2 separate regions of the Mus musculus genome follow, and region 1 is linked to region 2. A link is a loop called in an ENCODE intact Hi-C map of the cell type or tissue named here. Cell type or tissue: gastrocnemius. All regions are shown on one strand. Links, peaks and the distances in the headings refer to the core of each region. The heading gives the core; the rest is flanking DNA.

What was found. A loop is a pair of places that touch in the nucleus more often than their neighbours do. Peaks named below come from ENCODE experiments on the same cell type or tissue, not always from the same donor. Only the 100,000 strongest peaks of a DNase experiment are listed, where the experiment ranks them.
Region 1: it touches region 2 in a loop (2.9-fold over the local background); 4 of 42 quality-filtered maps call a loop at or near these places.

Annotation. Positions count from the first base shown.
Region 1 is chr13:102,322,183-102,333,929 of GRCm38, forward strand. No RefSeq gene overlaps it. Among named protein-coding and RNA genes, the nearest start is that of Gm36703, 22 kb to the right of the region's middle. In gastrocnemius, for the core only: no CTCF peak of the experiment used is centred there; no DNase peak of the experiment used is centred there; H3K27ac peaks cover 1,891 bases.
Region 2 is chr13:102,392,091-102,403,837 of GRCm38, forward strand. No RefSeq gene overlaps it. Among named protein-coding and RNA genes, the nearest start is that of Gm46397, 46 kb to the left of the region's middle. In gastrocnemius, for the core only: no CTCF peak of the experiment used is centred there; no DNase peak of the experiment used is centred there; H3K27ac peaks cover 2,980 bases.

The sequences.
Region 1 (11,747 bases), core at 1,847-9,846, 70 kb before region 2:
ATAGATGAATATTTCTGCCTGTGTCTACATATTTACTCATAGTCATACTGGTCTATTATTAACCAAAATGTAGTTCAAGTCCACTCTGAACCTGCAAGCTTCCCTTACCCTTTTGAAAACTTCCATGAAAATAAATAAATAGCAACTAAGTGTGTTATATTTCCTTACTTGTCTATTCATCAATTCGGACAGTGCTTGTACATTAAGTGTAAGGAGCCTCTATGGTGCAGAACATGCTCTTGCACTCTTTATTTCACTAAAGAAGGCCAGGAATTCTAGTAAGAATCTTCAAAGCTGTTATTTTCTTTTCCCTAGAAGAGGTTGAAAAACTCATCCCAAGGCAAAGGTATTGTAAGTGGGTCAAGTTGATCAGCTGAGCCAGCCCATCCCTTGACTCTCAAGACCACAGATAGAGCACAAAACATGCTGATGTTAACGTGGTATTAAATAAAGTATTATCTATCCGTCATGCCTCATGTTCATAGATGGAACACAAGATGTACTGATGTTAAGATGGTGTTACGGATAAACTATTTTCCCCTAAGTTTATGCCTGGCTAATGTCCTGCCAAGGAAGGCCTAGACTTTTCTTCTTCCCATATCACATTCTAACAACGTGTCTGATCAAACAGGGGCTTGGGAGCCTGAAAATTAACATAAACCATTTTATTATAAAGAACTTAACACAATAATAGACTGAACTTCTTATATTTCTCTTCATGTCAGCATAACCCCCCAGAGAATTTTTCCATTGAAAATTGATACTTTCAATAGTAGTAAACTAAATTTTAGAAAAAAGAAGTAACATCTATAAGTCTTTCTAATATACTCCCAATGATGCAAGGCTAGGTTAAATTTCTGAATGCAGCAAATCTATCAATGGACAGGCCTATAAATTGGTATCTGAGAAGCAAGGGATGAGTTATTCACCTGGTCTCTTTGCCTACTATCTTCTTCCATAACAATAGAACAGATTAGTAAACAACAAGGCCAGCGAAGCTGTAATAACTCTAAGCAAACAGCCTATCACTTCTCCTGCATACACGTAGACTAGTGCTGGCTTACTTTTTATTTTGTTTGATTTATGATTTTATTTATCATTATTATTGTTATTGCTGTTTTGTGTTTTCTATTGGGCTTTTCTCTTTGTTTTATTTTGGATACTGGCCATGCAGTTTATCCCCAGGACATTATCCAAAGAAAAATTAAGTTTTTGGACTGGCTCCACATGGGGTATCTACAAAGGCCTACTATCATGCACCCTGGATGACTTTCAGTTTTTCCAAAGCCATCTGGAGTCTTTTAAAGTTGTCATTGTTTAAAGAACCTGCAGAGTCAGGATAGAACATCTCACATCTCCAGAGAAAAGAAAGGCATACGGTTTGAAGGTAGCTGACAGAGATGGAAAGTCCAGCACAGACTTCTCCTGCACCTTGCTTCACCTGCCTTTCCCTTCCTAATGGTCCCACACACATGTCAGCTGCAGCTGCATGCTCCCCGGACCGTTACCTGCCTGGATTTGTAGAAAACATGGCTATATTCTTTGCTAGTGTTCTCTCCTTCCCTACAACTCTTATCTTGACACTTAAACACGTACAACAGCTATCCTTCCTCTGTATTTCTCCCAGTGTCTGGGGTGGAAATGCCAAGCTTATTTCTGAATTTATAACCAAATAATTTTTTAGTCCTCCAAGTCTGTCTTCCCAAATTCTGGTGCTATTACTATTTTCCTAGTGGTGGCTTCTCATGTCTGATGTATGTATGCTTTTACTTCCTTTCTTCCCAAGGAGCTCTTGCTCTGCTTCCATCCCCTTATTTCCCACTACTACAGAGCCCTAGATTTGAGTCTCTTTTTCTCACCTCTCATTTCATGCTTCAGCATCTATCTTCCATATCCTCCTCCTCACCTCCTGCATCCCTTCTGTCTCCATCCTTGAACGGATGTCTGGCTTCACTGGCATAGCCGCTGAGTACTTGATTTTCTCTTTTTGCCTTAACTCATTGTGTTCCCTTAGCAAATGGGTATTTTAGGAAGTTAGACATAATTTTAACTGAGATTTCTTCATAGAACTCAAAATAAAAGCGCAATTCAAAGAAAAGCCAAGGCAGGTTGACCTCACCATATTTCTCAAGAACTCAAATATAGGGTAATTTACCATGGCAGAAACACATCCAAGGACACATTCTGTCATTATCATGAAAGCTCAATAGGCCTTGCTCAAGAGGAAAGGGAACATGCAGTTCAAATCCATTCCTATTTAGATAATGTGATCTCAACTTGTAGTGGCTAGAAATAGAGGTCTCAGGTTCCTGGAAAGATTTGACTCTAATTTCTGTCTCCAAAGAATTGGAGATGAGACACTGAAGGGTGTAGCTGCCTGCAACACTCAAAACAATAAAAATAAAAGCACAGTCTGTCAGTACTTCTCAAATATAAGAAGTCTAATAAGCATATTTATGTTTTGAAAATATATGTCACCTATGGAAATGCTTATAGCCCCACTGTAGAATCAAGGATAATTATGAGCTTTGAGCTGTTATAGTAAGATAGTCGAAGTCCCAAGTTTGGGATGCAATCTTCCAAAACAATGTCAAATTGTCAGTGATTACTTAACATCTTTCCCTCTTCTTGAATGTTACTGGAAATATTTCGGGTTCTTTCTGTCTTCAATGGCTTTTTTGAGATTATCTACCCATGTAATCTGACCTCTAGATTATAAATTGATGTCATTCACATAGCTATCTACATAAAAAGAACAAAGAAAAACATTTGAGAATATCTTGTTCCTTAGTCCTCAACTGATTTCAACTACTGTAATTTAAATATATATAAACTTAAGAAAATGGAAGCTCCAAATGAGGCAATTATGTGGAGATGGGCATTCAGGCTTGGGAGTCACTTCAGGTACTCTGGAAGAATACTCTTTGAGGATGAAGGTCTTGATAAACAATAATGCTCCTTTCTTCCCACCTCAACCTCACTGAGTCATACAGTAGCTACCCACACACTCCTTAATAGTTACTCCATGCTCTTTTGGCCACATAAAATCTGACCATCGATTTTCAGAACACCAGGAGTTCTAGCTAGGGTTCTGTAAAAGCTAAATGTATTTTGTATGCCAGTCTTTTCTCTCCTACACAGTGCCCTGGGTAAGAAGAATACACCTCCATGCATAACAAGGCTGAGCAGTCACAAATATCTGGGATCCCAAGGCCCCACAAACTCCCCAAGAGTAAGAAGACAGATTTTATGCTGTCGTTGAGTTATTTTGCACGCAGGGTCTGAGTCACTTTTTAAAAATAGAATGAAACCAATGAAAAATTGATTAAACTACAGGATCCTTACTACATATTCATTATTAAACAGTAAGGGCTTTTTGTGGAGTTGGGGAGGCAGCTTGTATTTTTTTCCAATTAACAATATTTATTCATAAACTGAAAATTCAAATGGATTTTAAATCTATTCTCTATACATAATAAGCAGAAACATACATGAACTATCCTCTGTACATAATAAGAAGAATCATAGATGAACTATCTTTTCATTAAAAAAAGACCCAGAGATTAAGTTATAAAGCATACATAGTGTACTTAAGAGTAATGATGACTATAAAATGCCACAGCCTGCAGAGCTTTGGGGTTAACCTGACAGGGGAATTGAGGAAATAAAGAAAAGACAGACACACCAACTTGAACTGAGAAGCTGAGCTTGCATGGACCATGTAAAGTGATGGAGTTGCATCAGCCAATAGCCCAGAAACTCCAGAGTGTATGTCTTATGTGTCTGCATTGAGAAGGCAGGTTCATTTTACATAGCTGAACAAGGAAAAGGGGAGAGGATGTCTCTTTAGGGGACAGTTTCATGCTGTAAACACCAGGAGAAAGAAGCTATGGTTAAAATGTCAACATCCACACAGGGACCAGGAAGTGGCTTTGCTACACCCCCTGAACATGACCTGAGAAAAGTTTTTCCATTCTCCTGGGTTTGAGGCATTGGAGTCCTTGATATGGCCATGCTCCTATCAGCAATACATGTTCCATCAGAATCTTATCAGCTCGCCACAGTAAAACACGGTGTTTCTGTTTCAGAGTCACATGCTTCACTAAATAAAGTACAGAAGGTGAACATGGTTTTGAAAGCCATAAGCAAGAAAATGATGTTTCTGGTACTTTAAAAGAAAAAAAATCTGTAAACCTAGATAGTCAGTATACAGGTACTTTAAAATCCCTCTTTAAAATCCCTCTGTGAAAATGTAAACATCTTCACATCTTGACAAGAGATCAAGAATAGAACATATTAACCTCATGGAGCTTGTAAAAGTAATTGCATTTAACTATATGACAATGAAACTGAGCACTTCTGTAAATACTTCAGAAATGTCAAGGAAATGTAAAGTTGTTTACATTTGGAACAATTGTTTGGGAGATGAAATCTTAAAAGTTAATAATATAAAGTACAGGAATCAAATATTCATGTAACATACTCATTACTTTCCTTGTCACTGTGACTAAATATTACAGAAGCAACAGTATCAGTTGGGGACAGTATCAGCACGTACCCTCCCATTGTGCCTGGAGTGACTCTCCACAGCAGGGAGTTGGCATCATGAAAGTTAGTGGCATGCTTTGTTAACATCTTTGTACAGCTAGAAGCAGAGAAGGGAATCGGAAGCAAATGTGGTTATAACTTCAATAACCTATCCCTAGTGACCCATCTCCCCCAGCCAAATCCCACCTACCAGCATTGCCACCACCCAGAGACCAATTGTTCAAACACAACAGCTTATGGGAGACATTTTATATTTAAATCATAAGGGATGGCAATGAATTTTTTGCTCTTCCTCCTCCTCCTTCCAAAAACTAATACAGTATAATAAACATAGTTTGATGTAGGGCTAAGCCAAGTAAAACAAAATATATGGACAAAAAATAGTTTCAAGTACTTTCTGAAAATTTGCTTTTCGGTGGAAGGATGAGCCTTGCCTTTCTTACTTTTCTGTGTGTTTTCTATGTCCCTGTTTTCTAGATAAAGGATTTATAAATTCTAAGGTAAAAGAAAAGAAGAGGGGAGGGAGTGAACACGGCTTGACCCACTATCTGCTACTCCTCGGTGGTACACCAAGCTTGGTGAGAGGTAAGATCCTAAATACTTCTCGTCCTGGACTCCTGTGTGTTTGGAAACCATGATCTCTCTCTCTCTCTCTCTCTCTCTCTCTCTCTCTCTCTCTCTCTCTCTCTCTCTCTCTCTCTCTCTCTCTCTATGCATGTATGTCTTTTTTCTCTTTAAAAACTTTCTTATCTCACATATTACATACCAACTGTAGTTTCCCTCTTCTTCCCTCCACCCAGCCTCTCCCCTCCCATTTCCTTTTCTCCCCAAGATTCACTGCCCCACCTCTCCTCAGAAAAGACCAGGCCTCCCAGGGACATCAACCAAATACGGCATACCAAGCTATAATAAGATCAGGTACATACCGTCACATCAAGGCTGGATGAAGCAACCCAGGAAGAGGAATTCTCAACAGAAGAATCTCAAATGACTGAGAAACACTTAAAGAAATGTTTAAAATCCTTAGCCATCAGGGACATGCAAATGAAAATGACTTTGAGATTCCATCTTACATCTGTCAGATCAAAACACAAATGACAGCTCATGCTGACAAGGACGTGGAGCAAGGGGAACACTCCTTCACTGCTGGTGGGCGTGCAAATTGTACAGCCACTTTGGAAATCAATATGGTGGTTTCTCAGAAGATTGAGAATCAATCTACCTCAAGACCCACTTCTGGTAATATACCACTTCTGGTAATATACCCCAAAGATGCCCAACCATACCACAAGAACACATGTTCTGCTATGTTCATAGCAGATTTATTCATAATAGCCAGAAACTGGAATTAACCTAGATGTCCTTCAACCAAATAATGGCTAAAGAAAATGTGGTACATTTGCACAATGGAGTATTACTCAGCTGTTTAAAAACAGTGATACTGCAATATTTGCAGGTAAATAAACAGAATTAGAAAAAAATTATCCCAAGTGAGGAAACCCAGACCTGGAAAGACAACTTTGGTATATACTCATTTATAAGTGGATATTGGCTGTGAAGAAAAAGATAAGCATGCTAAAATCCACAGAGCCAGGGAAACTACAGGTTTTTAGAGAGCATCCTAGGTTATGTTTGGAACAGGTTCAATACCCTACCTATAAGGTAATGGCCCCAAAAGATGCTGTTGCAAACTAGTTTGAGAAACTGCTATTGGGCCATGTCAGAGGCACATTACTACATTGTATCTGTCTATACCTTCTGGAGCAGAAGGGCTCTGTGAGCTGAGAATTAAATAGGAGAGATAGATAAGCTAGTGGATAAAAGGCAGACAGGATGACACAAATATTGATACTTGCAGCTAAGTACTTCTCAAATCTGGCAGTCCATTTTAGTCAGCAGGGATACTGCTCACCAAGGTGGAACTCCTTGTACCAGCAACATCAGCACCAGCTGAGACCTTAAATAACACAGATTCTCCAGTTAAACCCTACACCTATGGAATCATAATCTGTCTTTCACCGTGATGTTAGGACTCGCATGTCTGGCAAGTTTGTAGAAGGCCTTTCTGAGAAACTCCACAGATCAGGTTTCTGAAATTGATACCTTCCATTAACATTTCCCTACATTGTTAACCCCTTAGCCCCTAGATTCGTATATGCATTGAGTGGGGGGTTGTTTCTTTTCCCTTTGGAGTACTTATACTCACCATAAACCTCCCACTTAATTTATTAGAGAAAACAGTTGATGAGAAGGAGCCAGGATTGGCAATCTGGTATAAAGTATTTTTTTTATCTTACCACCAAGTTTATAAAAGTGTACCTCAACTTTCACCCTTTCCATATTATTCCACAGCACACACACACTTCCTTTTGTCTGAAAGAGTCTTCCCCACTGCTATCTTAAGTGCTGAATCATCATCAAGTCCCAGATTAAAAGCCATTTCTTCAGCTGGGCATGGTGATGCATTCCTTTAACTTCAACACTCAAGAGAGAGAAGCAGGTGGCCCTCTGTAAGTTCAAGGCCAGTCTGTTCTACATAGTGAGTTGCAAGATAGCCAGGGCTACATAATAAGACTCAGACACACACACACACACACACACACACACATACACACACACACAAAACAATTTTTATAATATTTTTATTAGATATTTTCCTTATATACATTTCAAATGCTATCCTGAAAGTTCCCTATACCCTCCCCCCCCCGCCCTGCTCCCCTACCCACCCGATCCCACTTTTTGGCCCTGGCATTCCCCTGTACTGGGGCATATAAAGTTTGCAATACCAATGGGGCCTCTCTTCCCAGTGATGGCCGACTAGGCCATCTTCTGCTACATATGCAGCTAGAGACACACGCTCTGTGGTACTGGTTAGTTCATATTTTTGTTCTACCTATAGAGTTGCAGACCCCTTCAGCTCCTTGGGTGCTTTCTCTAGCTTCCCCATTGGGGGCCCTGTGTTCCATCTTATAGATGACTGTGAGCATCCACTTCTGTACTTGCCAGGCACTGGCATAGCCTCATATGAGACTGCTATACTAGGGTCCCTTCAGCAAAATCTTGCTGGCATATGCAATAGTGTCTGGGTTTGTTGGCTGATTATGGGATGGATCCCCCGGTGGGGTAGTCTCTGGATAGTCCATTCTTTTGTTTTAGCTCCAAACTTTGTCTCTGTAACTCCTTTCATGGATATTTTGTTCCCTGTTTTAAGGAGGAATGAAGTATCTACCCTTTGGTCTTCCCTCTTCTTGATTGTCTTGTGTTTGCAAATTGTATCTTGTTCTATGTTTCTGGGCTAATATCCACTATCAGTGAGTGCATATCTAATGACTTCTTTTGTGATTGGGTTACCTCACTAAGGATGATATCCTCCAGATACTTCCATTTGTCCAAGAATTTCATAAATTCATTGTTTTTAATATATGAGTAGTACTCCATTGTGTAAATGTACCACATTTTCTGTATCCATTCTTCTGTTGAGGGACATCTGGGAATTTTTTGAAAGCTATTTCTTTAAACCCTGTTCTTAAGTTAGGCTCCCTGATAATTCTGGTTGCCAACTTGACACCTATGAAGTGAGAGCCTCCACTGAAGAATTGTCTCCATCAGAATGGCCTATGGGTGTGCTCTCAAATATTTTCTGTATTGCTAATTTATGTTGGAGGGGGCCAGGATACTGTGTAAGAAAGGTAGCTGAACATGAGCCTGGGAGTTAGTCAGGAAGCAACACCATTCACAGTTCCCGTTTCAGCTACTGCTTGAGTTCCTGCCCTGACTTGACTCAGTGATGGGCTTTTGCCTGGAAGTATAAGCTAAACCAAGCTCTTCCCTGCCCAAGTTTGTCTAACGCCATGCTTTATCACAGCAATAAAAGGCAAACCGGCATATGAAGAACCACTAGTACCGTGATTCTTCAACTAACAGCAACTCCATGAAGGCTTGTGAAACAAATCCGTTATTTTCTGTTGTAAGATACACAAAGCTTCATCTGGACAGTCAACTTTATTAACTATGTCATCGATCTTTCTTTGTAGTTTATTTGTTTTTAGCCATCCAATCAAAGCTCAAGTTGAAATCTTCCCATTATACCCCTGCTTCAGCATTTTTGTCAGCTTCCTCTCATTTTCTCGTGATGTCCCCTCCTTGACATTCTAGTCAGGCAGCCATCTATAAAGCAGGAAGGCATTACGTTCAAATGCATTTGTTAGTGAAGTGTGTCATATTTTATCATAAACTTGATAATCAACATAAGAATATAACCCTCCAAATTTTATAATAGTCTCTACCTTTTATGCTCAGACAGCCATTTTTGCTTGTTCCCGGTATTTCTCTGCTACAGTTCTGCCTTTGTCTTTTAGTGTTTTTTTTTGTTTGTTTGTTTTCTCTATTTAAACATGAGCATCTATGTCTATTATTCATGAAGTTATCATTCCCAGTCATTACTACTCCCAAAGGTTGGGCTAATGCTAAATGTAAAGTTATTATATTAATAATTTTTTGGAGAGAATGGGAACATGTGAGGAATAGATGGATGCCCATAGCGCATGGGAAAGATTACGAATGGAGAATCAGAATCTGAAGGAACTAAGATTAAGACACGGGGCCTAAGATGAAAGCTGTTAAACAAGCTTAAAAAGCTACAAGCAATCGAGAGAGGAATGGCTTTCCATTCCTAAGTCAACAACAGTCTTGCATGTTCACCCCGAGAACAGGTGGGAACAAGAGGAGAGTTCAGTGCAAAGGACACGTATACTTTCCTTCCGAGTTCTTCCTCCCCGCTCTTCTCTTGCTTTACATTTGCCCTCTGCTCATCTCCTCTTCCTTCCTCCAATCTGCACACACCCATAAAGTTATCAACACTGGTATTAGGAGGAATCTGTGCATACAACCACCATCCATTCTCAGTAAAACATCTGTGGCATGCTGTTCGTCAGAGTTAATCCCCTAGCACAACCTGCCCTGCGCACATACTGTTCAGTCCGTAAACACAGATGCCTGCAGATGCAGGCCTGCATAGATGTGCACTCTCTGGAGTGTGTTTGAGAAACTCAAGTATACTTAATTCACATCTTTTATGCTGTGTGTTTCTGGGCTTACAAAAAACCAACTCTAACAAAACAAACAAACAAAAAAGTCCAAAACAACTTTGACCATGGAATCCTTTTTTGTTTCATGTTAATTCATGCTTTAATAACATAGCCTTGGAAGGGAAACCTTTCTTTAAGAGCCAATGTGATTTTTTTTTTTTTTTTACTAGAACTAAACACTAAAACTTGACTGTCTTTGAGGTGAAAAGGAGGCCAACAGTCGTTCTTTGGGACCTTTGAAGGAACTGTCACATGTACTACATACACACATCCTTCATCTAGGTTTGTTTTAGTTTATATCATGGAAGCCACACAGGAGAGGAACCAGATGGTTTTGGTGCAGACCCTAATTGTGCCTTTTCTCATTGAGGGAACTTAGGGATGCCACTCAACCCCTTGGAAGTCAGCTTCTTAATTTCCCAACTCTAAAACAGAAGTGGTATCTGCAGGATTCCTTGGGGCTTCCTGGGATAGTTTGTGAGCTTTTTTTACTATGGGGGGATAAGATATAATGATTTACTGTGGAGCAAAGCAGGAGAAACAGAGTTGGAGTCAGCCTGAGAGGTCACAATTCCACTTTATTACTTCCCAGTTGCATAAGCCTAAGCGAAATTCTTACCCGATCTGTGCTCTCTTCTCTGCAACCTGAAAAGACAGGGAGAATATAGCCAACCAGCTGAAGATTTGTTGTTAGGGATGAAAAGAGCCACGTGTGTGAAGCATTTGAGAATGTCTTATCATGGAGAATGTGTGTTGTACATTTTACATATTGACTCCATTGTTATCATTGCAACTGGAGACATCCGAACTTTTTTATTGAAACATACTAAAAGCATTATTAAAAGGTGTGGGGCTGTTTTTTGTGTTCTCTTAGTGTCTGTATAACATCTGTCCAGGGATCCATCCCATAATCAGCATCCAAACGCTGACACCATTGCATACACTAGCAAGATTTTGCTGAAAGGACCCTTATATAGCTGTCTCTTGTGAGACTATGCTGGGGCCTAGCAAACACATATGTGGATGCTCACAGTCAGCTATTGGATAGATCACAGGGCCTCCAATGGAGGAGCTAGAGAAAGTACCCAAGGAGCTAAAGGGAACTGCAACCCTATAGGTGGAACAACAATATGAACTAACCAGTACCTCGGAGCTCTTGTCTCTAGCTGCATATGTATCAAAAGATGGCCTAGTCGGCCAACACTGGAAAAAGAGGCCCATTGGACTTGCAAACTTTATATGCCCCAGTACAGGGGAACGCCAGGGCCAAAAAGGGGGAGTGGGTGGGTAGTGGAGTGGGGGGCAGGGTATGGGGGAATTTTGGGATAGCATTGGAAATGTAAATGAGGAAAATACCTAATAAAAATATTTTTTAAAAAGGTGTGGGGTTTTTCTCCTTCACATTGAGAACAAGAGCGGTGAAAATGAAAATGAATTATTTTAGTGACAGAAGTGGACACATCCAGTCTAATGCCCTGGCTCCTTTTTCATTTAACTCAGCTTGGTTGCATTCTTCACAGGCTCTTCGTGGCTCTTTGGAAGAGACAAGAATCCCCTGTCAACTTCATAAATCTCAAAGCCTTTTCTCCTCCTGTATTCATTTAGCTATAAGGAAATCACACACACAAACACGCACACACATACACACTCACACATTGTATACATACATATACACAAAATGTTACACATGGACTTAAATGGTGTGGTATTACTTTATTTAATTTTCTCTGACTTTTTCCATATTCTAAGTCTAATGCAGTGAAATTCCCAAATGAAGCAATTTTGTAGTCATATGTGACAAAAGAACCTATTTTATCTTTGAGAAATATGACCATGGAAACAATGTATTTCAGAAAACATCCTTCCTTACTGGTGCAGCTTGATTCAGCCAAGCAACCAACTAGTATTTTACAGAGAAGGGGGAAAAAACAGAAAGGCCCTAAATGCACGGTTATACAAATCAATGCATTAGCCACAGGGAACACTTTCACTGACTGTGACTAAAGTTCATCAGGAGGTACACATGAGGGTGTGTTCCTGTCATCCCAGCAGGCAGGATTCTTAGCTACAGACTGGCTCTATGGTAATTACTTAATTAATTAATATAAA
Region 2 (11,747 bases), core at 2,269-10,268:
ATTCCTTTGAGGATAAGCTCTTGCCAATTGTTGTCACATCTGCAACACTTCCAACAGTAAAAGTATGACCTTGAGTATCAGAGGGATGGAGGCTCTACAGCATTCCTCTTGTATTTGCTTAAACTGGAGTCTGGGGATGGCCAGAGCAGCCCTCTCTTCGCTTCTGAGTTCTTCCTAAACTAGCCAACAATAATCTGGAGAATCTGCCTGATTAACCAAAATGGGAGTTTAGAAACAGATTTGGGTTAAAACTTGGGGGTCAGCCATCCTAGAAGCCTGTGATGATTTGGGTGGCATGACTTTGGTTTCCCTAGGCTGCACTCTCTGTGTGCAGTGGGTTCAAACTCTTCTCCTAACTCCTGTGCCCTTGACATTAGGGCCACCAGTGCTATGGTTCCCTGTTGGCATGGGCATTCCTCTTCGTTCAGTGGAGAGTGAGCAGGCTAAGGAGGGAAGCTGAGCAAGCTCACAGAATGAAGGTTTTCTCAGTGTATCTCCAGCCAAAAGGAAAGTGCAAAGAGTTCAAGTTTAAGTAACATTGAAAGGAAAAGTAAGCACCAGCCATTGAGCTTTTTCATCAGCTTCATAATTTCTGACCAAGCAGCAGTTAAAGTTGTCAAAGAAACCACTTTTCATGTATATATGCAAAAAGCAAGGGCAATCATATCCAATGGCCTCTGTGTCTCCTACGGAAGAAATAGTAGCTGCCTAGGTTTAAATATATCTAGGTAGGCCCTGTGTTTAAATAATGGTGATTCTCTTAAGATTTAGAGGCTGCAGTAAGTTTTCTTTGGCACCAAGACCATGATTAACTCCTGTTTTGCCCCACAATTAAACACAGTAACTAGCAGAAGGGATATTTAAATAGTAAAAGGATGAGGTGTGGCAGGCTCAGACAGATCCAGCTGTAAGCATGCTTTAAGGCCACCCTAACGTTACAGACTCTATTCCTTCAGTGTGTGTGCATGCACACGCACATGTGCATAAATGCACACGGATAGGAGACCCAAATTTTTTTTAAGCAATAACCCTACTATCAGCTATAGGGAAACACTTGCAGAGTCTCGGGGTCTCCTTTGTTAAAAAACTCTTCTGCAGACCATGCCATTCTCAGAACACTAGTAAAACGTTGGTTAGAGCAGAAGGTCTTTCTCTGAGAACCGCAGAATTAAAATAGAGCAGCTGTGTGTGATAAAGAGCTGATACATGAAGCTGCACTCACACAATACGAGGGGGGCCTTTTGTTTCCCAAAGAAAAGGCTTTCAGAAGCAATTCAGCGAGGTCCTTCCTTTCTCAAATTCCAATGGCAAATAAATATTAGTCCCCAGAGGGCTCATAAAGACCTCAGAGTCTAAAACAAACAATCCATGGGGTAACATTCAATGCAGTCTATACAGAGACCAATTAAAGTGCTTGGGGTTAATGGAGAAGTTAGTGAATGGTCAAGGAATTCCCTTTAGAAAGAATGCATCCCCCAAAATGATGCTATCAAGTCTTAAACAAGCAGAAAGCCCGAGACCTTCTTGACCTAAGGCTCAAGCCTCTCTAGAGAGTGCACGGTGAAGGAAAAAGAGGATAGATTCCTAGTGGAGCTGGAGGACAAAGTGCTGGGTAACAAGGCCTGGAAATGTCTACCTCGTACTTGGCACCATCTGTGCAGGCCACCTGATAGCCAGGTGTGCTGACACCTGTCTGTGGTTCCAGCACCTGGGAGGCTGGGGCAGGAGGAATGCATAACATAAAGACGGTCTCATATACACAGTGAGTTCCCAGCTAGCTACCAGGAGAAAGCTTGTGGGGAGAGACAGAGGCAGAGACAGAGACAGAGACAGAGACAGAGACAGAGACAGAGGGAGAGACAGAGGGAGAGACAGAGGGAGAGACAGAGAGAGAGACAGAGGGAGAGACAGAGAAAGAAGAGGAGGAGGAAGAGGAGGAGGGGGAGGGGAATAACACAAAGTCAAGAAAGGAAGGAAAAAAGAAATGGGGGGGGGTGAGAGAATGCTATCTGATTTTAAACAAACAGATGAACAAAAAAAAAAAACCCTATATTTTTCAAACTATGCAGTGCTATCTGCTATATACCCAATATATAAACCAGTGGTGTACAAAGGCAAGGCACAATGTGCAAAGTAACCATGATTTGTGGGCCTGTGAGAGGAACAGCTTCCGACATTGACTTGGAGAGCATGCGGGACCTCACATCTTCACAGGAAGCCATTACTTTCCACCAAACTTTCCACAAAGCTTGATGCATGACCCTTGAGCTCAGGAAGCCCAAACTGACACCAGTGCCAAGATGGGCATGTTTATTACTGTTGTTGTTGCTCGGCTCCAACCCCTGCTTGCCCCTGCACAAGCCAGGAAACCCTGCCTGCCTTCCTTCCCCAACCCCAAAGGCACAAAACAAGCAAACAACAACAACAACAACAACTACTACTACTACTACTACTACTACTACTACTACTAAAAAAAACAAAAAACAAAAACAAAAAAACCCTCTGAACAAAGGAAAGTCTCTAAGGACCCAGGTCAGCATTCCTGGCAGCTGTGGCAGCCTCTTCCCCGGAGGCTGCCAGCCACCCAGATCTCTGCCCAAGTGCTCAGGTCTTGACCATACTTGGGCACAAACCCAGCTTATGGCTAACACGTCATCACCCTTTACCTATAGCCTATAACGCTTCCCCATCCTAAGTCAGGGTGCACGACTTCCGCAGCCCTGTTCTTTGGGACTGCTGAACCCGCACGGGGCGGAAGCACCTAATAAACTTATATTTGCTTTTAGTCTGGTTTAATCTGGCCTATATCTGCTCTGCATCACCAAGGGACAGAAATGACCTACATCATCATCGTCGTCGTCATCATCATCATCATCATTTAGCACTGTTGGTTGGAGAATTCTGACAATGTAGAGAAATCATGCACATGTATATATGTATGTACGTATGTATGTATGTATGTATGTATGTATGAATTTTGTGGCTTAGCGTTTTTAAATGTGTGTTGTATAACAGACTATCTCAACAACATGTACTCATTTCACATAGGATACGTACAGTAGACCAAAGCATGGATACCACCAAAACCCAGTTTAATGACCCAGTAAGTTTTCCTGGGGCTACATACAGGAATGTGGGTGAAGGGTTACCTTTAACAGAAGCAGAAATGACTCAAACACCAGCTGCCTCACCAACGCCCACCCAGCACGGATGACAGCTCACAAAATCTAGAAGCCCCGAGCACACTGCGCAGCCTCAGGCACCTCAGCAGTTTGGAGACTGTGCCTTCCTGGTGATCAGTGGGTCTGAGCCTCTTCTGGGCAGTTTGCTTTGTCTTTGCTTCTTCTTGGCAGTGTGGCTGGTTGCTCTTTCTTCCTGGTGGCTGAGTTTGCCTAACAGTCACCTTTCCAGACTGGCTTGTCTGAGAGTGACTCTCAGCGATCTTTGCTATTTAAGTTGGGGGAGGAAGAGCCTAGTGTTTCTGGTCAGTTTCAAGGATTTCCTGAAACTCTTTTGAGTTGTTTACTTCCGGTCTTAAGGAGCTTTCCTGCAGGATGATATGTTTCGATCTCAAAACTTCTACACAGCAATTTGACACCATCCAAAGTCACCTGGGAAGAAGGCTCCCAAAAGAGGAATTGTCTGCATCATGGTGGATTGTAGCATGTCTGTAGAGCATTTTCTCCATTGCTGATTGATGTAAGAGAGGCCAACACACTCTGGATTATTTCTTCCCTAGGGAGATAAGCCTTGGTTTTATTTATTTATATAAATGAAATACATATTATTTACATATTATACATATTATTTATTCATTATAGAATATAAACAAATTATTTAATATTATATCATGCAAATACATTAATAATACATTATATATTATGTTATATTTATTATATAATACATTTTAACATATAATAAGGTAATATATGATTATTATACATTTAATATAATATGTACTAGCTAAACAAGGCAGAAAATTCTTCAACTGTCTCTAATTCAGTTCCTGCCTCCAAATTCCAAGATCCAGCTGCTTCCCTGATTCCCTAGATGACAGAATATAACATACAAATGTAGTCCAAATAAAATCTTCCAACCCTGTCTAAGTTGCTCTCCCTTCCCCTCAGTGTTGATCATGGCAACAGAAACCAACTAGGATGTATATGTACATTCTGGGCTTGCTATGTTTCCATTTGTTTCTACTGGATTTGCATTTCTAAAAATAAACATTAGGATTTCTTTGTCCCCACTTCTTCTTACAAACTTTGAAGTCACTTTTCTCAGGGGAGTGAGTCTGAACTTGGAGCACTGTTTTAAATCTTTCATACAGTGCTCTTCTCACAAAGCAAGCTGAATCACATCAGCGACATTATTCCATATTATATGACATCTCAAAAAATGTCCCTGAGACCAGTCCTTTCAAAATTTGCAACTCTTTACTGGCCTGGCGATGGCATAACCCTGATTCATTTGAAGCTCTAGCTGCTTGCTACACCCTGCATTCTCCGGCGGCCCATTTATCAACCTGTTTTTTAATTTCTACACAGCTGACATACTGATCATGGATGGGCTAAGAAACATACTGAATAATTCATATCAAATATACTTTATTTATTAGATACCTTTTAATACTCCATGGAGAAGTTTGGGTTGTGCTCTTTGTAGAGTTAAGGATGCCTCTCTTACTCTGCAATAACCGTTCTGACTTCCGAAGGACTTAAGACAATGACTCCCAGGGTTTGGAATTTCACAATCCTGGAAATTTAGAAAACTAATCATAAAAGCCACATAAAATATCAGTTTTATTCTGTGTCAGCACATTCAAAATTTCCCAACAGTAATTCTCATTTTTAATGAATTTTAATTCTCTAAAACAGAATATGTATGTGTGTGTGTGTGTGTGTATACATATTAGACTATATGAACAAAAATATAATTTTCCAAAGGGCTATATATAGCTCTGGTAAACTAAGAATGATAGACTCTTACAACATTGTCTTTATTTTACTGAGTTTGTGGTATATGTAAATTTACGGCATATTGAGACTCACTGGCTTAGACTGAAGTGAGATTTCTCTCACTGGGATCAGGAAAACAGCACACATCTAGGGGACCTTTGATGTGGTTAGGTATTCACATTACCCTGAAGATCTGGATGAAAAAGATTAGAAGCACATACCAGCTGGTCTGGATACCATGGAATCATCACAGCGCTGCATCTTGATTTTCTGCTGCTTTGCTATTGACATTTACACTGGAACTTAAAACATCCCAGCATGGATCTTAGCCTGCATGTGCTAGTTTGACCTAGAAACAGTCGCATGCAAATATGTGCCCAAGATAATAATACTGGAAACCTAAGACTCTTAGATCTATTTCCATGGTTAAAACCGGATTCATATTTAATAAATAAACTTCTCAGCTCATTAACAGTTGTCCCACTTCAATTGCTCTGCCACATATTATACAGAAGAGAACATTGCGTTCTTCATGAGATCTCTGTGGTCCGGCGTGCATGGAGATTGAGTTATCAGGTCAACTTGATTTACTTCTGAGCTTCAGCACCCATCAGGACAGAAGGCTACATTTGGAAGCTGCTCTAAGTATTAAAATTATAATCACTGCAAACTAGGTCTAGAAAGGGCAATGACCAGGGCTGGCCAGTTTCTATCATGCAGACACCAGGGAAACTTTTCAAGATAGCAAACCATTAAAGAGAATTTTGATAACAATTATAGAGATTGCTTTCAGTCCTCCCTGAACAAATATATAAATCAGACCCCTAAGGAACCTCATATTATCTGAGGTTAGCTACTTCTGTTTATAAGCCATTTATTTTCTCAATTGGCAGTAGTTCTATGCTTTCTTATAGTTTAAATTATTTTCCTCCCCACTGCTAGACTTGTGACCTTTAGTCTAGACCACTGGTTTTCTTCATATTTGGTACAAATTCTTCTGTTTCTACTCTCCAGATAAGTCCTACTTCTAGTCACAGGAACCCCTCCCTAGACCAGGCCACACAAGCATGGGAGTCCTACCAAACTGGTAATGTGCGGGGTTTTAGCTTTCATTGCAAATTGATTCAATGACTAGAACTTCCTAATGCAAATCCATTTTTCCTTATAACACCCAGTTTCCTTCTTATTTACTTTCTCTGTCTAGTGCAAAAGAGAACTTTGAATCAGTTTTCTTGACTGAACATATGCTCTGCTCAATGGTCTCTAAAAGTACCAAATTTCTGGAGCTGGAGGGAGTAACTGGTTAAGATTGAGAGGAAGGTAGGAAAGGGAGAGAGGAAATAGGAGATAGCACTGGCCTGTAAGTTGTGAATGGTAATTGGGGTTCGTTTTGTCCTTAACAACTGGACACCTCCCTCCCCCCCCAGCAAAGAAACAAACCACTTCCATCTTTCATAAAATTACCCCCCAGATATTGATGATGTAGGAGAAAAGATTGCAATCTCCCTCTTCTCAACAAGATATACTAATAAAACATTTTCTACAATATTGTGTCCAGCTACCTCCTGTAGTTAAAACAATGCATGTCCTTGTGTCTCATGAAAGAACAACACCTAGGGAATGGATACAATAGGTTTCAGTATTCTGTGATCATGAGAAACCCAGCCTACTCTAATAACCTGCTTATTGCCTTCACAAGATTATTTTCTAATTCCTTCCAAACCCTTGCCTTACATAGCTAAATAGCTGTGCTTTTATTAGGCCGAACCCTTTTCTTTATTAAATAAAAGGAAGTCAGGGAGCATGTTATAAAGGCCCAGGGGTGGAGAAGCTATGTAGCAGAGGAAATGATGATCCAGTAATATCCATGAGTCATACTCCTTTTATAGATGGGGACAGCTCTTACAATATATTCTTGGGCAAAGAAGGGGGGAAACACTCTTTATATGATTAAAAATGTCATAAGTCAAGAAAATCAGCAACCTACAGATTGTGAAAAAAACCTTCACTAACCCCACATCTGATAAAGGGCTAATATCCAAATAAATAATGAACATTAGATTTTAGCAAACATTTTTAAAAAACAACCCAAAGATGAGAGGTCCGTTTACATATATTATAATAATCAATATTACACGTGCAAAAAAATTGAAACCAGGCCCAATCCTCTATGTTAAACACAGATTAGCTTCAAATGGACAGAAATGTATTTGCAAAATTTATTATAAGCCTTCAGGGTAAAAAGCAGGAAAATATTCTAAGAGATTGTCAATGAGTGCTTAGAAATAACATCAAAACCAGTTTGTGAGAGTGAAAGTTGCTAAGTTAGAGCTCATCAAATGAAAAAATGTTATTCTGTGGAAAATAGTATCAAGACAACAAACAAGTTGAAGACCAAATATTTGCAAATATAGACCTGACAAAGGTCCCTCTGAAAATTCAACAAATACCCCCTGTTCTCTCTTCTATTTAGACTCCAAGAAAGGACTATAGGAGAAAGGACTATAGGAGAAAGGACTATAGGAGAAAGGACTATAGGAGAAAGGACTATAGGAGAAAGGACTATAGGAGAAAGGACTATAGGAGAAAGGACTATAGGAGAGCAGTTTCAGAAGAGCGGGCTGTGGACCTGAGAAGAAAAGGAGAGACATTAGTCATACATACAAAGTTTCATCCACACAGAAGGGGAAGGGAATTAGTGATCCACTTTGCATGAATGGCCACAGTAAATAACAATGACTGAAAAGTTGGTGCCTCAAAGTTGTCAGGTTCAAAGGTTTTCACTACATACCAAGGATAAGTATAGTGGGTGATAGATTAATTAGCATGAATTAATCATTCTACAACATAATACTCCATTGCATCCCATGAGTACACTAACAACCACTTGTCAAAGTACAAATAAATAATGAAAAACTTATATGCTCAGTGGTAAACAATCACTTAACTGGATCAACAACATTAAAACCCCCATAAGTTGCCACTACACACTTATTAAAATGGCTAAAAGAAAAGATCCAATACCAAGTGCTGACAAGGATGTAGGACAACTGGAAATTTGAGATCTTGCTTATGCATATTTAAATGCTCGCTCTGAAAAAAATAGTTAAATATAGAATCATTACATAGCACTAAAATCTCATTTCTGGGTATAGATCTTAGAAAAAATGAAAATAGTATTTCCACAAATGCTTATACGTGAGTGTCGGTAACACACCTGCTTGTAATAGCCACAAATTATTATGTGTCATTCGGAAGCAACCTGAATGCCTTCCACAGAACTTTTTCCTTTATGGAGTGCTATCCAAAATGAAAAGGGATGAGCTGCCAATGCAGAAAACAAAATTGGCCGATTCTAAGCACATTGTACTACCTATAAGAAACCAGTATCAAAGTTACTTATCTTGTTAGGTGCTGTTTCTGCAATATACTCAGAAAGGCAAAAATTATATCAGTGGAGATTAGTGGTTGTGAGTGGTGCTGAATTAGAGAAAATATATTATTTAAAACTGTACTGGGGGTGGGGGGGGGAGCAAGATAGATGGATGGCTCAGCAAGCTAGATGTCTAGCCTGAGAACTTCTGTGGGATCTTAGGGAGCCACATAGTGGAAGCAACTCTACAGGCTGTCTTCTGACTCGCACATATATGCCTTATCACACATACCATGACATACACACACAAACATACACACAAAGCTACATCACTAGCTTGTTTCATTTTTATGTATGGATTCTTGGACCAGTAGCTGTATAATCAACACAGGAGAAAAGAAAAATAAAATGATTACCCTGCCTTTATCAACAGATTAGAGGAAAAAGGAAAACATTTCATGGGCCATGATAATATTATAGCTCTAAATAAGAATTTGGAGGATTACCATGACTGTAAAGTGGTGTAAGTTAATAGAAAAAAAAAAAAAGACAAACTCTCCTCATTCTCTAGTCTTCATTGTGTGTGTGTGTGTGTGTGTGTTAGCACATGTGTGTAGAGTGATAGGTAATCGAGTCTATGTAATGGGACTTATAACTCACCATGCAAATCTCTTATTTTCTAGATTAGTTCCATTAAACTGGGAAGACCCTCTAAAACTGTGAGCTGTCCTGTACCACAGGCTGGAGGCCCAGAGTAAATAGAAAAGAGAAAGTGAGCTGAGCACCAACCCTTTGCTCCCTGAGTGGGTGGGATGTGACCAGCATCCCCACGCTCCTGTTGCCATGACATCAATCACTGATGAACTGTATAGCCTTAAACCAGGAGCCAACAAGCTGTTCCCTCCTTAAGCGGCTTTGTCAGGTATTCTATCAGATCAATGATGAAGGACATCGATCAATCCAGCACCGCCAGCCTGCTTTCCCTGGCTGTTCCAGTGCCTGCATGTCACCCATACTTGCCTAGCTGGCTTTTGGTCCTTATGTTACTGGGGGTTTGTTGTTGTTGTTTTGCTTTTCCTGTATTCTTCATTCTACTTTTATGAAAAAGAGAAAAAAAAATTAACCAGAGAAAAGATTTGGGAATCACTATGATTTCAAAGTGGTGTAAATTTACAGGAAAAAAAAAAAAGACAAACAGGTCACCCCCATTGACTCCTAGGAGCCTCCCCCATACCAGGTCTCTGGGACTTCCTGGAGATTCACCCCACCCTCACCCCCACCCGACCCCTGGCAGTTGCAGATTTCCATTCATTCTCCTGGCCCTCAAGCCCTCTCTCCGGCCCCATACCTGCTTCTGCTCCCCCACTTTCTCCCACTTAGTTCCCTCCCTTCCTCTGCTTCCTATGACTATTTTATTCCCCCCTTCCAAATGAGATTCAAGCATTCTTACTTGCGGTTTATTTCTTGTTTAACTTCTTTGGGTCTCCGTGGGGGGTGGGGGTGACTGGGAGGGAGTTGAGCATTTGGGATGTAAATAAATAAATAATCCCTTCACTTCAGGTATCTTGAACTTCATATATATGCCATATGTAATGGGTAATCTTGTCAAAGGATTATCTAAAAACAAATTCCAGAAGAACGTCCCAGGTTTAGTACATATGTAATTCTACTTCTTACCACTTCCTGGAAAATTATAAAGAATAAAAATTACAGGCTGATTTTAATCAGTTTTGTTTTTGTTTTTTATTATGGACATTTATGAAGGATCTACAGATTTAGATCTAATTAAGTCATTTCCCTCATTGTTTTTATTGCTAAATATATTGTATTAAATTCAGAGTCATAAATCAAAATAATCAGAACATTCATTCAGCTAAAAGTCAGCCTCACTGGAGATAAATAACCTTTGGAAAATGAGAAATGTCCCATAGTGCTAACCCATAAGGAATATACAATGAAGTCTTCATTAATTTGTCAGCCTATAATTGGGAAATGTGCTTAATTAGTTATTTATGGACCGTAAAGAAGGAAAGAGAGCTAGTTATGATCCCAGTCTCCGTGTCTCACACTTTGTTTCATTTTTTAAAAGATATTTTAAAAACATCTCCCAGAAGAATTGTACAAGATCAAGCCAGGCAATGTCCTCCCATGGAGTGAGAGCAATTAATGAGCTCTCACCTCTCACTGAGGAGCAATTGACAGTTGAGGGCTTTTGAGGGATGGTCAATCAGTGTTCTTTAAGGGTTTGGCCCCTGATATCTCAACCATGCTCTAGTGCAGTTCTCAACCTATGCGTTGTGACTCTTTTGGGAGGCATCAAATAACCCTTTCACAGAGGATGCCCAAGACCATCTGCATATAAGATATTTACATTTCAGTTCTCAACAGTAGAAAATAACAGTTATGAAGTACCAATGAAAATAATTTTATGGTTGGGGATGACCACAACATGAGGAGCTATATTAAAGGGTCTCAGCATTAGGAAAGTTAAGAACCACTGATCTAATGGATGGACCCACACCCTAAAAGTACATGGGTAACACAGAATGGACTGGGTGGGTTATTTTTTTTAAAAAAAGAAAAAGGTTGTAGGTTCTCCTTTAAGATTCGTGACTTAAAGGATTCATGACTGAGTGATGGTTTTCTGTAATGATCTCTATCTGTTGCAAAGAGCATACTCCCTTGGTGCAGGAAAAGGGTCACACTTCTCTGTGGTTATGTGGACAAGTCTGTAGAGTTCACTTTCACCTCAGGGAGCTCCAGAATCCTATGTGTGATGTTAATGGTGTCTTTAGCAGCAGAGACTTAACCTTCTATCTCTGAGGACAACCTAGGACAACAGCAATAGACTGTAATGTTTTGGGAGTCTCAGGCAATTCTGAACAGCAACACAGAGAATGACTTCTCGTACCCTGGTGCTGGGCTTTTGTTAACCCCTAAAACCTAAGTAAGGCTCAGGAAAGATTGCAGAAAAGTGAAGAGGCACAAAGGCAATAAAATCCAGAAGATCAGGGAGTTTGCTGTGAGAATGTGTATTCTAGTAATGCCAGAAAGCATGTCCATAGTCTTATAGTCTCAGCAACATGACCGTCAAAGCACGTACTGAACAAGGACAACAATAATAGACATACCACGGTGAATTGGGGGTGGAGCACAGAACCTCACCCATAGACAAAGAACCATAGGCAATTAAGGAATGCTGAGAGTGGAAGAAACAATCTTTCCAATACCAAACCGCCAGCCCAGAAAGCACGCATACAAATAACATTGGCAGATGAAGCAGGGATATTAGGACATCTTTCCTCTTCTCCATCCTTTGTCTCCTCACTACTGAGAGGTGAGTAAGTTCCTATAACACAATGTTCTACCTTAACACGGGCCCAAATAATCATGGGCACATATCTATGAAACCATGA